Linked DNA regions of Homo sapiens: region 1 is linked to region 2. The links are chromatin loops, found by intact Hi-C in ENCODE. Cell type or tissue: psoas muscle. All regions are shown on one strand. Links, peaks and the distances in the headings refer to the core of each region. The heading gives the core; the rest is flanking DNA. Region 1 overlaps USP37 (ubiquitin specific peptidase 37). Region 2 has its middle 20 kb from the start of CXCR1.

Region 1 (2,916 bases), core at 270-2,769, 280 kb after region 2:
TGCTGGGATTACAGGCGTGAGCCACAGTGCCCAGCTTAGATTTCTTAATCTGATTATCTGATGAACCCAAAGCAGGCCTCAAACAAGTACTAAACCTACCCATTCATTCTAGGGAGTCTTGGTAAATTTTTACTAACATGACTTGGATTGCACAGGATTAGATAACTATGAAAAATCAGACCTGTAAGTCAGATCCTGTTGCCTATAAATCTGATATTTCAGGTGACTGTAACAGTGGAAAACAAATGGCATAAACTGAACATTGAAGAATAGGTTACTACATAAAGAAAAGAGCAAGGGCTGGGGGCAAATAGCTCATGCCTATAATCCCAGCACTTTGGGAGGTTGTGGTGGGAGGACTGCTTAAGCCCAGGAGTTTGAGACCAGCCTGGGCAACAGTGAGACACTGTCTTTACTAAAAATAAAAAAATGAGCCGGGCATGGTGGATGCTCCTGTGGTCCCATGTACTTGAGAGGCCTAGGCAGGAGAATTGCTTGAGCTCAGAGTTTGAGGCTGCAGTGAGGAATGATCAAGCCACTACATTCCAGCCTGGGCAACTGAGCAAGACCCTATCTCAATAAATAAACAGGAAGACAGATAAATGTTCTAATACTAAAATCTGAAAATTAGATTTTAGAAAATATTTGTGATAATTCTATGTTCAAATAATTCATAAAAAATTTATATTCTTAGAAAATAACCAAAACAAATACATTGCCTTAAAATACAATTATAAAATCATGGTGTTATACTGGTTGTTTCTACAGCTTGCAAAATAATGCTGGACTGGGAAGCCAGGCATGGTGGCTCACATCTGTAGTCCTAGCACTTTAGGAGGCCAAAAGGGGAGGAGTGCTTCAGTCCAGGAGTTCAAAACCAGCCTGGGCAACATAACAAGGCTCTGTCTCTAAAAAATTAAAATAGAAAATAAAAATAAAAAGAAAAGAAAAAAATAAATTTGGACTAGGAATAATCTATAATACCCCATCCTGTTTTAGCAAGCAATGAATTATAGTTATGAAAGGTAACCAACAATACATTTTATTGCATTTGGATTGTCAAAAAAAGAAACACTACCCACGTACCTGTTTCAAACCCAGGCTGGAGTGCAGTGGCGTGATCTCAGCTCACTGCAACCTCTGCCTCCTGGGTTCAAGCGATTCTCCTGCCTCAGCCTTCTGAGTAGCTGGGACTACAGGTGTGTGCCACCATGCCTGGCTAAGTTTTATATTTTTAGTAGATGGGGTTTTGTCATGTTGGCTAGGCTGGTCTCAAACTCCTGGCCTCAAGTGATCCGTCCGCCTCAGCCTCCCAAAGTACTGAGATTACAGGCATGAACCACCAAACCCTGCCTCAAACAAGTCTTTTTTTTCCCCAATGACTTACTCTATGTAAATCATCTGGAACAATGTCTGACACATAGTAAGTGCTCAACACATTAGTTATTATTATTATATTTCTCAGGAAAGGTAAGTACAGAGAAAGTAGCAATATAAATATCTCTTACTTGCTCTTGAAGGCTCTGAGCCAGTGCCTGCTGAAGCTCTTGCTCTTCCCTTTCACGCTCCATATCATACTGCTGGAGCCAATCAACTTCTCCCTGAGATCCTTCTGGAGTTTTGTTTTCTTTATTCTCATCACAGTCTTTAGTTATCTCAGTAAAACTGGCAGGATCTGAGGAAGCAGAACATAACATTAATTTGGAAAATCCTAATAAATGGAAATTTCTGAACTAGAGTGACACCTACTGTTCATAAAGCAATTTACCCTAATTTCATCTATAATTTGCTTAGGACATACAATTTCACCTTACTAGATCTACGTCAGGGTTGATCAACCTAGAGCTATTGACATTTTGGGTGGGACAAGCTTTTGTTGGGGTGAGGGGAGAAGAGTATGTCCTGTGCATTGTAGAACGTTTAGCAGTGTTTCTGGCCTCTACCTACTAGATATTAGTAGCATCCACCCTCTACAGTTGTGATAACCAAAAATGACAGACACTACTATATGTCCTCTGGAAGGCAAAATTGTTCTTGTTTGAGAACAAATGATCTACAGTGATGGTTCTAAAAGTTAATTAATCATCAGAAACACACTATGTAAAGATGGGGAAGAAAAAACAGCCATAGGTCATAGTGTCACTTGACCAAGTACTGGAAATAAAATATTTTTAGAGCAAATGAAGTAAGAATTAGGCCAAAATGATCAAGCTACTATTGAGATTTTCCCCATTCTTTTTTTTATTTTTTGGGGACAGTGTCTTGCTCTCTCACCCAGGCTGGAGTCCAGTGGCACTATCTCGGCTCACTGCAATCTCTGCCTCCTGGGTTCAAGCAATTCTCATGCCTCAGCCACCAAGCAGCTGGGATTACAGGTGCACGCCATCACACCTAACTAATTTTTGTTTTAGTAGAGATGAGGTTTCATCACATTGGCCAGGCTGCTCTCAAACTCCTGACCTCTGGTGATCTGCCCGCCTTGGGCTCCCAAAATGCTGAGATTACAGGTGTGAGCCACTGTGCCTCGCCGATTTTCCCCATTTATTACACTGTATGTTGAACATGTGTTTAAACATTAATAATCAAACAAGCATTGTATATATCTAAATCAAGAGTGTATGGCAATATACAGTGTGTGTTTAAAACATTCAGGAAGGTAAGAAATCCCCTCCCCCCTCCTCCCTTCCCCCTCCCCCTGCCCAGGCTGGAGTGCAGTGGCTCACTGCAACCTCCACCTCTTTCAGGCAATTCTCCCGCCTCAGACTCCTGAGTAGCTGGGACTACAGGCGCCCGCCACCATGCCCAGCTAATCTATATCTATCTATCTATCTATCTATCTATCTATCTATCTATCTATTTTTTTTTGAGATGGAGTTTCGCTCTGTTGCTCAGGCTGGAGTGCAGTGGCGCGATCTC
Region 2 (2,916 bases), core at 154-2,653:
CAGCTTGAACAAACGGAAATTTCTTATCTCATAGTTTTGGAGACCAGAAGTTCGAGACCAAAATGTAGCAGGGTTAGTTCCTTCCAAAGGCTATAAGGGAGAATCTAGTCTGTTCTGTGCCTCTTCCCAGCTTTGGTGCTTGCTGGCAATCTTTGGTGTTCCTTGACCAGTAGAGGCATCACCCCAATCTCTGCCTTCCACTTCACGGTGCATTCTTCCTCTGTGCATTTCTCTGTGTCCCTTTTTATATGGACAGCAGTCATATTGGATTAGTGTCCCCCCTCTAATGACATTATCTTAACTAATAACATCTGCAATGACCCCAATTCCAGATAAGGCCACCTTCTGATGTACTGGAGTTTAGAACTTCAAAATATGAATTTGCGGGGAGAGGACACTATTCAACCCATAACACCCTCTAACCACTTCCACTTCACCCCTTGTAGCTCAGCTCCAGACATACTGGCCTTGTACAGCTCTTGCCTTAGGGCATTGACTCTGGCCATTCACCCCCTCAGAAAGCTCTTCCTTAGCTGCTCCTGCAGGTAATTCCCTCACCTCTTCTAAGTGTTTTCTCCAACCCACCTTCTTGCTGAGGCCCACACTGTCCCCCATCTGCATCTGCACCTCCCCAAGACTTCCTGATATCCCTTGCCCTCATCAATTTAACACATGCTTCTTTCCTTGCTGCAGTCATCCCTTCCTAACATCCTATACCATTTGCTTGTTTATTATAGAGGCTATTGTTTATTGTCTGCCTCCTCTGGTGCATATAAGCTTCACGAAGGCAGGGATCCGTATCCATTTTGACCACTGTATCCCATGTGCCTAGGAGACATTACACATCTCCTTGGCAAGTAGAGGGTACAATAAACAGTTGTTGAAAGCAAAGCAAAAGAAGAAAAGAAGGATTCTATTTCTAGAAATTGAGGACCCACCAGTGACTTGCCCTATGTTTCTCTTGCCTCCAGTCTCTGGGAAATAACACTGGAGGGAAAGTTAAGCCCACCACGGCTGTAAGAAATGACTTAGCAGAGCAGGAGACCACTAACTGTTCTGATAACACCTGAGATCACGCAAGGTTGCTTGGTGGGGGGAGGCGGGGGCAGGTGCAGAATCTACTCTTGGAGGCCAGGGCCTGGAGTTGCAAGACCAGTCCAGGAGAGGGCAGCATTATCTTCAAATCAAACCAAATAACTGGAGGAGCACAAGGAAGTAACCCACGTGAAAATTCCTCTACCCTATGGAAGTACAACTGTAAATTGGGTTCGGCAGCCCACGTCTAGAACTTAACACCACCCTTTAAAGTTTGCAAACCCTTTCACATACATTCATTCTCCCCTTAAAGTGCTCCTAGATGAGAGTTTAGCCATTGCCGGAGTGTGAGCGGAGTTTGCACTGAGCAATTAAACGATATCACCCATGTGGTCCCATGTTCCTCAACTTGTCACAGGTTCCAAGCACTTAACAGTCCTGTCCCCATGGTCAACCCCCATTTCCAGCCCACAGACCCTTCTTCCAGAAGGTTCTCAGCCTCTCTGAGTGAACCCACACTTTCAAATACAGCACATTTGGACTTACTGGCCAAGGGATTAAAAGGTATACAGAAAGCAAGTTTCTGAGAACTGAAGATCGTTTCACAGTTTTTTGGTCCTCCAGCTTGGGCTGCCATAACAAAATACTGGTGATCTCAACAACAGAAATGTGCTTCTCACAGTCCTGGAGACTAGAAGCCCCAGATCAGGGTGCCAGCATGGTTGGGTTATGATGAGGGCACCCTCCTGGCTTGCAGATGGCTGCCTTCTCAATGTGTCCTCATGTGGTGGAGAGAAAGAAAGAGAGGTCTGGTCTCTTCCTGTTCTTATGAGGACACTAATTCCACATGGGGGCCCTACCCTCATAATCTATCACCTCTCCAAAGGCCCCACCTCCAAATACCATCACAACAGGGGTTAGGACTTCAACATATAAACTTGGTGAAGACACAAACATTTTGAGTCCATAGCAAGCACCATGTCACAGTTTAACAGGAATGATTTCCTTCCCTGATAACACTCCCTTACATATTCATGAGTCAAGGCTCTAGCAAGTTCTAACAAACTTTTATCTGTCTTTGATGCAGGCTTGCTTATTTTCTCTTACACGTGGCCAGCCGTACCAAGCTCTACCCGATATGGCCCAACCTGCATAGTCAACATTCTGTCTGATGGACTTGGCTGCCAAAGCGGTATCCATGGTTGCAGTAAAAATAAACCTCACAAATGGTGACCAGGGGGCTGGAGGGTGGAGGGGTTCTAGATGGAAACTGGGCAGATGGGAGACAGGTGGGAAGAAGACTCCTTGTGAATAGCTTTTAATTTTTTTTTTTTTGAAACATGTGACATAGTTCCCATTACATATTTTCAATGTTTAAAAAATAATTTTAAAATGTTAAACAGTCATAATTCAACCATGGTGGCAGGAGGTCTGTGGTGCAGCTGAGAAACTGCTCTAAGCTCTGGCATGTGCAGTTGTATGTCTTCTGGCTGCTCTGTCTCAATTTCCACCCACAGAGCCAAGGAAGCCTCCAGCCAATTCCAGGGAGCATCTTTCTGGGCCCTGGGTTTAGAGACCTGTGATTCTCTTTATTCCCTCTGCTCCAGATTCTCCAAATCAGCTCACTTTGGGCTCTCTTGGCCCTGTGTCTTTCCTGTCACTGGTTTGTCAACTGCCTCCACTCAGTGCCTCCCCTTAGCCCTTCCTGTCCTTACGGTTTCTAAATGCAATTCTAATAGCTTCACAAATGTGCTCCTCCACTTTCCTAGGCACCAAGGAAACCTTGACCCACAGGCTTTAATTTTACCCTTGCAGTGAATTCTTATTGACTTTCACTGACCACTGGAACCCACCTACTTGCCCTGAGAACACTCCCATTAT

Evidence for each region. Peaks named below come from ENCODE experiments on the same cell type or tissue, not always from the same donor. Only the 100,000 strongest peaks of a DNase experiment are listed, where the experiment ranks them.
Region 1: a loop joins it to region 2, with 3 times the contacts of the local background. A loop is called at or near these places in 25 of 110 quality-filtered maps.

Annotation. Positions count from the first base shown.
Region 1 is chr2:218,464,502-218,467,417 of GRCh38, forward strand. USP37 (ubiquitin specific peptidase 37) reads right to left here. Exons shown (of 26, transcript NM_020935.3): 21 at 1,509-1,675. Among named protein-coding and RNA genes, the nearest start is that of VIL1, 47 kb to the left of the region's middle. RefSeq lists a silencer at 1,625-1,919. In psoas muscle, for the core only: a CTCF peak has its summit at 1,762 (motif pointing left); no DNase peak of the experiment used is centred there.
Region 2 is chr2:218,185,311-218,188,226 of GRCh38, forward strand. No RefSeq gene overlaps it. Among named protein-coding and RNA genes, the nearest start is that of CXCR1, 20 kb to the left of the region's middle. In psoas muscle, for the core only: a CTCF peak has its summit at 1,168 (motif pointing right); a DNase peak (open chromatin) is centred at 1,131; H3K27ac peaks cover 918 bases.